Linked DNA regions of Mus musculus: region 2 is linked to region 1. The links are chromatin loops, found by intact Hi-C in ENCODE. Cell type or tissue: left cerebral cortex. All regions are shown on one strand. Links, peaks and the distances in the headings refer to the core of each region. The heading gives the core; the rest is flanking DNA.

Region 1 (5,377 bases), core at 213-5,212:
TGTGACAAAGAAGGAGGAAGATAAGAGAGGGTGGGGGTGAGGCCAAACATCCTGCACTAGTCACGTATGAAACTGTCAGAGAACATATGTAACCATTTTGTTAACAGGTTAAGGAAGCTAGAGTTATTTAATTTTGTGGAGAAAACACCATGCCATCAAGCGGTGGGCTTACCACTGAGGCAGTCATGGAGGTGCCATAGACCCCACAGCAGCTCAGGTGAGGGAAAGCTGGATTTTAAGATTTCAAAGTAAGCCATCACCAGGGATGATGGTTTGAGTGCTGGTATTCAGCCTGTGGAAAATAAAGTCTCGACAGACTTGAATACTGAGTCTTAGACCAAAGCCATGGCTGGAGGAGCTGACAGAATTGTCTGGGAGATCCATAGACAGCTGAGCATGCACAGACCAGAGGTATCAGGGAGTCCCAGCTCAGGGTGGACTGTTGGGAGAGGGACAGTGGAGTGTGAGGGTGAGCTATCTTTAGAATGATTTTTAAAAAAGACAGAAGACTCTGAATTAGAGATTTTTAAAAACCTGAATTTTAAGAGTCTATGTTTATATTTATCTATAAGAGACTGATAACTTTCAATCCTAAATCTGATACTGTGAGTTATAATTCTCAAGTTAGGCTTTATGAGTAAGTTAGAATCAGTTTGTTTTCACTTAAAAATTATTTTATCCTGCTTAGGGCCAGTGTAGAGGAATTTTAATCCAGCAACATGGCTGCTCTGGCCAGAGATCACATTAGCTTAGGAAAGGAAAAGAACAGGTCTGTGTGAATTGCCTGGAGGACACACTTTTAATCCCTCTGACCGGAATACAAACCTGTCTTTAGTGCACACCTTTAATCCCAATCAATGACATCTACTTGAGGGACAGACAAAGTGATGAATCAGAGAAAGAGTTGACAGAATGAGCCAGAGATAGGATGCACCCAACTGACAGGAAAGGAGCATCGAAGAGACTGGGGCTGGGCCAGAGGGAGTGAATCAGCTTAGTCCGTTCAACTCCTGCAGTGCAGTTGAGTTCAGCAGAGTTCATTCATGAGTTCCGTTCCATTTGTGCAGTGCATGCAGGCCAGCAGAGCCAGAAAATAAGGAGCCAGAAGATTAGAACAAATTGCCAAATTGTTAGAGGCCAAGCAGAGCGAATCAGTGGGAAGCTGAGAGAAGCCAGATTGAATCAGTCAGCTTGGAGAGGAGTTTGAGCCAGAAGAGCTGAGTTGAACCAGCCAGCCAGAGTTCAGAAAGAACTGGAAAGGGTGAGTTTATGCAGCAGCAAATCTAAAGCATTCTAGATTAGATTGTATCTAGGCTAAAAGTTTCCAGGCCTAGGGCTAGGGATACATAGAACAGAGAACGGAAATCCGTGGGCTCAGCCCAAGCTGTGTATTCGCACAGCTGTGTATGGCTCTCTTTTCATCCCATCCCATCATGAGGAAATAAATGTTTCTTTTACAGGCCAGTAACATTTTGTCTTTTTGTCGTATTTTTTATTTTCCTGATTTTCTCAGTGACCTGAGTGGTCAGCATGTTCTGGTATGTCAATATCTACTAGATTAAATGACATCACAGATTACAAACTTTTAGCCTTTTTAAAATGCCATTAAACATAATGACTTGTTCTGTAATTAAAATTAAAATTTATCAGATAATAAGCAACCTTTAACAGAAGTCAGGTTTTCTCCAAGTGGATAATTTACAGGAACATGGTTGATTTTGTTTGTTTGTTTTAAACAAAACAAAACATTCTTCCAGCTTTCTTCTTGACCATCTTATGAAAGAATGTTTTTCTCGGTATAAGTGATCAGTAATACAGAGATCAAGGAGGTTTTCAGGTGGAAAGAGCATTTTTCAGATAGATGATAAAGTTACATTGTTGTGTAACTTGAGTATAGCAAACGGAACAAATCCCGACAGCTGTACAGCCTTTCTCAGGCATTGCCAGGCTCTAATCATTTGTGGAAATTTGAACTGCCGTGCTTTTGAAACCACAAATTTGAACCCACACATGTGTCTTGAGCTATTTGGCCGTTGACTAGGCCCGTGATTGCTGACTGATCTTGGGGAACTGTATGTTCTCTCTGTGCTTGGATTCTCTCTGGACACCCGGGCTAAGGTGAGAAAGGAGCGTGGGGAGGATTGATGTGGCTCCAGGAGCCTATTCCGGAGCTTCAGCAGGTATCACTAGCCTGAAAGTTGAATAAAAGACCTGGAAAGCTCAGGTGTGGACGGAGGGTAGGGGTGGGGCGTGTAAAGACGACCTCCCAGCTAGCACTGGCGTGTTCCCTCAAGAGTTAGCAGCACACTTTATAGAAGCAGTAGCTAGGCTGCAGTAGCAGCTCTAACACGCGCTGAGCTCCGTTTCCTAGGCAACCACCATGACTTCCGGTTTGACTCCAGGTTGGCTAGTGGCCTGACTCTGTCACGGGAACCGCCACGATTCTGCAAGATGGAGAGTGAACATAACTCGGTGGCCAGCTGGGGCCAGGGTCGAAGTCCAGCCGCCGGAGGTCTTGAGTCAGGACGGTCCCTGGGGACAGTGCTATCAGGAGGGACCTCGGAGACTGGAGGAGCCTGAGTGCCGAGCCCCAGAGGGTGCACCGGCCCCCAGTAGCTCTCCGCAGCCGCCAAGCTGGAGCTGGACGTGAAGACCGGGAGCGTCGGGCCGGTGGCTGCGGCACAGAGGCTCCACCAGGCGGAGACCCGGGCGGAGAGCGAGCAGGCCACGGTGGCTTCCCGGCGGAGTGGCCGGACCAGGAGCGTGCTGCGCTGGTTCTCCACCGCGGTCATGTATGCCGCCTTCCTGGGGCTGGTGAGAGCCGAGGCTGCACCCCTCCCAGGCTGGGGCGCGAGCCTCCTGCAGGGGACCTGCCCTTCCCAGCTGGACTCTCACATTCGCTGCCTGCATGTTGTGTGACCTTGATCGCTGGGGCTTCAGTTTCATCCGCTTAACACATAGGCACTATTCTAATCACCGAGGGTCACTGTCAAGAGCGCGGGTGATTTTTGCCTAACATGATTTCCCCCTACAATCTATCTTTGTAGGGCTCCTCTTAGTACTAGGGAGACAAAAAAAGAGAATGCCAGGATCTGTAGCCACTGTCCCCTACACCTTAATTATTATACAGAGAAATACTTGGCTGGGGTGGGGGCTCTCTTTCTAGTGGCTTGATTAAATTACACCAACTGCTTGATTTTTACAGATTTTACAGATATAATGGCAAGAGCAAAATGACTTTTTCTTGTTCATACAAATGTTTAAGCGGTTGAGTCAAGCGCAGCCCTTACTCTGGTACAGCCCTCTTCAAACTAACTTCCATTGTATAAGTGATTTTCATGGAGCAAAGTACAAGGCTGTATGCGCTTTTTACAGATCCTGGAGCTACCCCCAATTCAGTGTTTGTGGCAAAGCTCCCCATTCCCTATCACTTCATGGTTGTAGGCCAACAGGGTCGAGAGGGTGAGTCCCCAGAGGAGAATAGCTTACTCTCTTCTAGACTCTGAGCCACACTCATTTCTTAGATTGTACTAATGGGACGGGATAAAGAAATCCCTGCAGATGCTTACTGAGCGCTCGCTCCCTGGGCTGGGTTTTGAGTCTTTGGAAGACGTGAAGTGTTTTCACTCTTCGTGTGTGAGCTACTTATTGCGAACCTGCGCTCACTCTGGTTCGTACCAATGCTGTCTAGGTAAGGTGCACAATTAACTTTGGAGCACAATGGTACAATTAGAATCGGTAGTTCTTGAAATGTAAGTCAATTAGAAGCTTTAGTTAAGGGATTTCTTCTAAGTTCCAATTTATTAGCCTGTAGGTCTTGTTACTCCTATTAAAAAGAAAAAGCTGGAAAAGTTCATTTTTGCTTCTTCTTTATACAAAGTGATGTTGCAGGAACATCTGAGTCAGGACTTAAAGACAGAACAAGAAAGTCAAGTTCAGAAGGAGCAGATTTTGATAGTAGGTCAGTTATCACTGTTGCCCATTTCTGGGCAGTGGCAGCCTAGTGGGCTGAGTGCCTGTCTGCTCAGTCCCTTTCTCCTGAACTTTGTCTTAGTTTGTAGTTTGTTGACGTTAAGGTCAGTTACAGTGTCCTACCCAAGAGTCTCTTTCTATTTGGTCCATTTGTGGAATTGAAAATGTCAATGGCAGGTTATTTTTCATAGTTCTTTAAGCTTTCCTCATGTTTTGTTACATAAGTTTCTATGGGTACAGAAAAACATTCATGACTCTTGAGGTAATACAGTATACCCGGAGTCAGTTACGATAGCCCCTAAGAGGATAGTGCCAAGACACTGAAATGGACCAAGATCAAACAATACACTTCATGCAATAGGTGCTCAATAAACTTAGACTCCCATTGGTCTTGGCTGGTATGACGGTGGTTAAGGTCCACAATGGCTGTAAGAGTGATTGCTGATGTAAAGAAGTGTCCAAGTTTGGCATGGTGACACACACCTGCAATCCCAGCACATAGGAAGTGAGGTAGAAGAATTAGGGTTTAGGACCATCCTCAGCTATATAGAGAGTTTGAGGCCACCCTGAGCTACATGGGGCTCTATCTCAAAAACAAAACAAAAAAAAGGTATCTTTTGTTTTCCTGAAGAAAATCATTAGTTCAGTAAGTTCTACATCCATCAACACTGTATGTAGTCTGAAGTCCTATGTATTAGAATTAAGAACATCAAAACTGTTCTGAAGCACGGCTGAGGATAACTGCAGGAAGTCTGTAAGACTGCACTGAGGCACAACATTAAACTAGAAACTTTGGAAGCTTTTCATGGCAAACTGAAAATCAGCACTTAAGTTTTACCAAATTTCAGCCCTACTGTGACATCTTTTAAAGTCAGACTAAACTTTCAAATGCTGTGAATTACGCAGACATTCTCTCACCCCCGAACTCCTTCCCCCACACCAAGTTTGTCCAACAGTTTGAAATGGCTGCAGAAGTCAAACCTTTAAAAGGTCAAAATTTACTCTACACTTTTCTTATGGGTTAGTATTTTCCATGGCAAGAAACCAAAACTACCAGATAAGAGGTATTTTAAAACCAATGACTAGTTGCTGGAGAGGTGGTGCAGCGTACTGCTCTTGCAGGGAGCACCATTTGTTCCTTAGTACCTAGGCTGGGCTGTCTATAACCCCCAGTGACTCCAGCTATGGAGGGACCTGATGCCTTTGTCCTTCTGGGGACCTGAGTATCTCCTGTGCACAGCACATCTGTACACATAATTAAGGAATAGTTAAATAATTAAATCTGTAAAAAAATATTTAACAGGCATTTGATTGCTTTTTTTGAAATTAGCAGAAAATAACAGACAAAAATCTCCCAGGATTTTGTAAGATATTGTTCCTTAGATTTAAGTTTATCTTCTAGAGG
Region 2 (5,377 bases), core at 304-5,303, 130 kb after region 1:
CATTCTTGTACGTCTAAGGAGCAAGGGCAACAGTTTGTAAATCATGTAGAGACAAGACCTTCGGGTTTCCAGGTGACCCAGGAGGCTGCGGAAGTTGCCATCTTGCAGTTCCAGGCCGGGTTTCTTCCAACGTTTTGCAACTTTGGATCGTCTTGTGCATGGGTTGCAGCTTGTACATCTTTGGCCTACATTCCCCAGGCCGGGGAAACTCACCTAATTGAGACTTCTCACCTGGGCCAGGCTGTCCGATCCCCAAGGCAACCACATCAACTTCCGGTTTGAGGAAGTCTCCTGATTGGCCGGCGGCTTTATTTCCGGCCTGTGATCCATGCAGGCGCTCTGCTACCGTGAGGGACACCGCGCCTGCGCGGCGGGGAGGCTCCGCTCCCAGGTCACGCTCGCGCGGGCAGGTCCTGGCGTTGTTGGCTCCCGGGCCGGGCGGGGCCGGGCACCTCCCTGCACACCGGAGGCCTGGTGCACGGAGCACGGCAGGTGGAGCCGCCACACTGGAGTTGGAGCTGGAGTTCGGAGGGGCGGGAGGGCAGCGGCTCCTCCCAGCCGGCCCGGGCGCAGAGAATGAGTCAGAAGCGGTGGCCTCCGTGCGGAAAGGCCGTGCCCAAAGCGTGCTGCGCTGGTTCACCACCGTGGTGCTTTGTGCCGCCTTCCTGGGGCTGGTGAGAGCTGGGCCCAAACCCTCCAGGCCACGGCTGGAGCAAGCGTCCTGCAGGGAACGTGGTCTCAGTGCCCTGCATCGTGCGTGACCCCTGGTGTATATCGGTTAATCCTCCTGAGTCTCAGTTCTGTCATCTGGAAAAACGGGCAAAATTAATACGTTTCCAGCACGAGCAAGCTAAGTTTCCTCCGGAAAACGGGGAGATACAAGATGGGGAGCCTGCTCCCCTTCACCCACTCACTGAAGCTCTAAATTGATCCCAGAAAAGCAGCTTTGAGGGGGCCTGACCAAATCCAACCAACTGCTTTATTTCGCAGATGGAAAAAAGGGCCCAGAGAAGAAAGTGGCTTTTCTGGTTAAATGATAGTATCAAGGACATGTTGCTTACCCTGTACACGGCCCTATTTAAATCAAGCCTTTAGATACTTAAATGATTTTCTTCACTCAAGTGCAAGAACTAAAAACGCCATAAAGACAGTGTTCCCCAGTGTAGCACCTGCTGCTGACCCGAAATGTCCTTTTGTGGACCAGATGGCTGTAACTCATTGTGTAGATCAGGATGGTCTCAAATTTCAGAGATCCTCCTGCCCCTGCCTCCTGAGTGCTGGGATGAAAGCTATAAACCACTGACCTAAAGTGATAACTTTTGACTCGAGTGCTATGAGAGCTAAACCTTTGACGGAGTCCCTTCTGGTCCCTCAATTGGAGCTTCAGTTTCTTAAAATTATTTTGATGGGAAAGTAGGGAAGAAAGAAAGCGTTGCAGGTACTGGAGCCCCTCGTGTGTAACAGGTATTGCAAGTGATTGCAGGAAGATCTGAATGAACATGCTGTGGCCCTGTGTGCTCCTGGTCTTTGTTCTTGGTTGCTGGTGCTTGGGGCAGGGAAACCACACGTGGGTTGGAGCAGAACAGTGCAGCACAATCAGGTTTTGTTGTTTGTTTATTACGTACAGGGCGCTGGCTGGCCCAGGACTTCATGCTAGGCTTTCACCCAGCTGTGTCCCCAGCCCACAATCCACAGTTCTCAAAACTCAGAAACGTTTCCTTAAAGGTTTTTAGGAACTTCATCTAAAACGCAAGTCTTTAGTTCTTGGCAGTATCTTGTGTAACATCTTATTGTTAAAATCATTCTGTCCGTGTTATATTTTGCTAAGAAAGCCTTACAGCCCTTACATCTCCTGATAGCTTTGGAGTGTGAGGAAAACTGTAGATTAGATTATTTATCGTCAGCATTAGACAGTTCAAAGGGACAACTTCTTGTGTGCCAGAAATATTGGCATCTTAGTGTAAAAATCAAAATTTGGTGCTTGGTAATTAAAAATTTTTAGCAATTAAATTTCGTATTTATGCATGTAGCATATTTGAAAATATAAGTATATATTTTGAGAATAGTTTGTTACATTCTAAATCCTTGTGCAGATGGTGTGCGTCGAGGCCAGAGGTGTCTTGCTCAATTGCCCTCCACCTTATTGACAGGGCCTCCCACTGAACCTGGAGCTCACCCATTCAGCCAGACTAGCTGGCCGGTGAGCCCTGGGGATCTCTTTCCTTTTTCTTCGGTGTGGGGTTCTAGGCATGCTGCTGTTTCTGTGTGTCCTGGCTAGTTTATGTCAAGCCAACACAGGCTAGAGTCATCTGAAAAGAGAGAACCTTAATTGAGAAATGCCTCCACAAGATCTAGCTATAGGGCATTTTCTTAATTAGTGACTGATGGGAAGGGCCCAGCCCATTCATTGTGGGTAATGCCATCCCTTGGGCTGATGGTCCTGGGTTCTATAAGGAAGCAGGCTGAGCAAGCCAGTAAGCAGCACCCCTCCATGGCCTCTGCATCAGCTCCTGTCTTCAGGTTCCTGTCTAGTTTGAGTTGCTGTCCTGACTTTCTTCAGCGATGGACTATGGTGTGGAGGTGTAAGCCCTTTCCTCCCCAACTTGCTATTTGGTTATGGTGTTTCATCGTAGCAATTAAAACTCAAACTAAGACAAGTTGGTACCAGGATAGTGGGGTATTGCTGTGACAGGCCTGAGCGTGTTGTTTGGGATTGTGGAAGGACCATGCTGTTCTTGTAGGAATGGGGAAGATAGGAAATGTTGAGAGCTGGGGCTGGAGAGGTGACTCGGGTTTAGAGCACTGGCTGTTCTTCCAGAGGTCCTAAGTTCAATTCCCAGAGCCCACAGCTATAGCTGTCTATAATGGGATCTGATGCCCTCTTGTGGTATGCAAGAGTGCGTGCAGACCAAGTACTCATATACATGCCGACATCTAAAAAGAAAAACAATGCTGAGAGCAGTACAGTCGATGGAGGCCTGGCTTGGGAAGTTTCAGAGGGAAGCAAAGACTCCCAGGCCATTGGAGTTGAGAATCTGTGCCTTTGCTTTGCTGGGGTAATAGATGCTGCTCAGCTGGGCCTGAAGAGTCCATTCCAGATTGTCTGGGAAGTGTTTTCCCAGAGTCAGCACACAGGAGCTTCGTCCCAGGAGTGGCCAAGGTTGCGCCTCCTCTTGGCAGCCCACTGTAGTATAAGTCACCAGGTAGTGCTGTCTTTGGAGGCATTAAGGAGTCGTGGAGAAAAGCTGAGGCCTGGCACTGTGTGGTAGGGCTGGAGTCTATGAAGAGAGCCCAGGAGAAGCTATTAGTGAAAGCGTTGCAGCAGAAGACCCCCACATTTTGGAGATGCCAGTACCTTGGGATGGCCACCAAGATCAGTGGGTGTAAGTGGAGTGGAGGGGTTGGAGCCTAAAAGACAGTTTGTGTACTACAGAAGGCAGTGCTGGAAAAGTGACCCAAGCCCAGAAGATCATGACAGTCGGACATTGAATTATTCACACTTTTAGAGTTTGGTTTTGCTTTTCTTAAGATTGTAACTGCTCTGGGTTGTCCCCCCTTGAAGTAAAAAAGTATTTAATTTTTATTTTACAGGAGTCCACAGCTGAGAGACTGGATTTTAAAGTGTTTGAATTTGTAAAGATTGGAACCTTTAAAGTTTGCAAAATGTTTTATATCGTGTTGTTGATGTTAAGGTGGGATCCTGGGGATGAACAAGACAGGAAAGGTGGTGGCTTAACAGTGACGTGTTTGTGTATCAGGTTGACAGGGGTCACTTGCCCTGGACTAGTTTTATGTCAACTTGAGAGATGCTAAAGTCATCTGAGAGGAAGGAACCTCAGCTGAGAAAATCTCTCCACAAGATCTGGCTGTTAGGCATTTCTTAGTGATTGATGGGGGATGGCCCAGCCCATTGTGGGTGACGCTATCCCTGGCTGGTGGTCCTGGGTTCTATAAGAAGGCAGACTGAACAAGCTGTGAGGAGCAAGCCAGGAAGCAGCACCCTCCCATGGTCCCAGCATCAGCTCCTGCCTCCTGTCCTAGCCTGCCTTCCTTCAAGCATGGACTTTAATGCGGAGGTATAGTCAGATAAACAAACCCTTTCTTCCCTAACTTGCTGGTTTTCCTGGTGTTTGACTGTAGCAAGACAAACCCTAACTAAGACACTGTCCTTTCTATGTGACTGGTGGGGATCCAGACTCAGGCCCTAATATCCACGCAGCGAGCACTTCACTGACTGAGCCATCTCCCTAGCCTCTGGTTTGTTGCATATTCATTATTAATATGGAATGGTCCTTTAAGGTATTGTTTAATGCTAGACAGTTAAAAGAGAAAGTTAAATAGTTGTGTGTGCTGGGATTCACTGGTAGTAGCAGCATGTGGGAGGCTGAGACCAGCAGATAGAGGACATCTTGAGCTACAGAGCAAGTTTGAGTCTCCAAACAAGACAAAAACTTTAAAGAAAGGATCAAAGGTTATGACTAGAAGGCCACTGGGGAGTCTGTGGCTTTACTGCTGATAATGTGCATGTTTTCTTAGTTCCACTGTGGTAGACTGTCATCTCCCTCCTGTGGTTTTGTTACAGTGGGAAAGCTACTTTTTGGTCAGTGTTCCAGCGATAGTAAGAGGCTCTCTTGCTTTTAACTATAGGGACTAAGTGTTGCTATCCTGGGGCCCACCTTTCCAGACTTGGCGAAGAACGTGAACAGAAACATCAGCAGCCTGTCTCTGATTTTCGTGGGCCGGGCCTCAGGATATTTATGTGGCTCTATGATTGGAGGAGTCCTGTTTGGCTGTATAAATCATTTTTTACTTTTGGGTAAGTAAACACCGCTCTTCTTTGTTTCTGTCAACAAATTTACAACTCAGCTCTAAATGGGGAAGATGGTGGATACCTGAGCCAGGTAGCGTGCTGGCATCCACTGTGGGAGCTGGGAAGTCTGGACTGATTCCCTGGGAACTCGATGGGCCCTGGGTGTGAGTGTTGGCCACCTGAGCAATGCTGACTTTACTGTGATATAGGCTCCACTCCAGGCACAGGCACTGGCTGACCCTGAAGCTCTGCTTATCTGGGGTAGGGGCGGGGCTTCTGGGGCCACGGGGGAGGAGGAGGGGCTGGGGGCGGTGTCAGAATGAGTTCCTGGAACCTTGCTGGGTTCTGTGGACTTGGGCTTGGAGATGAAGGGACAGGGGATGCTGGGGAAGTGATAAAAGGCTGCACCTCTGTCCTGCCCTTGTCAGAGCTGAGCATGGACTGAGCACCTTGGATCCTGACCCTGGAAAAGAGGGCAGAGCTGCTGGCATGCCATTTTCAATAAATTGGGAAGAATAAAGGCAAATCAATTGATGTATTAAAACTCACATTGAAGCAAGAATATTT

The links. Peaks named below come from ENCODE experiments on the same cell type or tissue, not always from the same donor. Only the 100,000 strongest peaks of a DNase experiment are listed, where the experiment ranks them.
Region 2: it touches region 1 in a loop (2.2-fold over the local background); 1 of 42 quality-filtered maps calls a loop at or near these places.

Annotation. Positions count from the first base shown.
Region 1 is chr10:40,022,330-40,027,706 of GRCm38, reverse strand. Mfsd4b1 (major facilitator superfamily domain containing 4B1) reads left to right here and starts at 2,439. Exons shown (of 4, transcript NM_144821.4): 1 at 2,439-2,814. The coding sequence starts at 2,791. In left cerebral cortex, for the core only: a CTCF peak has its summit at 2,681; a DNase peak (open chromatin) is centred at 2,395; H3K4me3 peaks cover 1,308 bases; H3K27ac peaks cover 1,584 bases.
Region 2 is chr10:39,894,211-39,899,587 of GRCm38, reverse strand. It overlaps Mfsd4b4 (major facilitator superfamily domain containing 4B4), which reads left to right and starts at 382. Exons shown (of 5, transcript NM_001384225.1): 1 at 382-674; 2 at 3,592-4,076; 3 at 4,648-4,816. The coding sequence starts at 4,059. In left cerebral cortex, for the core only: a CTCF peak has its summit at 2,888 (motif pointing left); a DNase peak (open chromatin) is centred at 316; H3K4me3 peaks cover 1,000 bases; H3K27ac peaks cover 780 bases.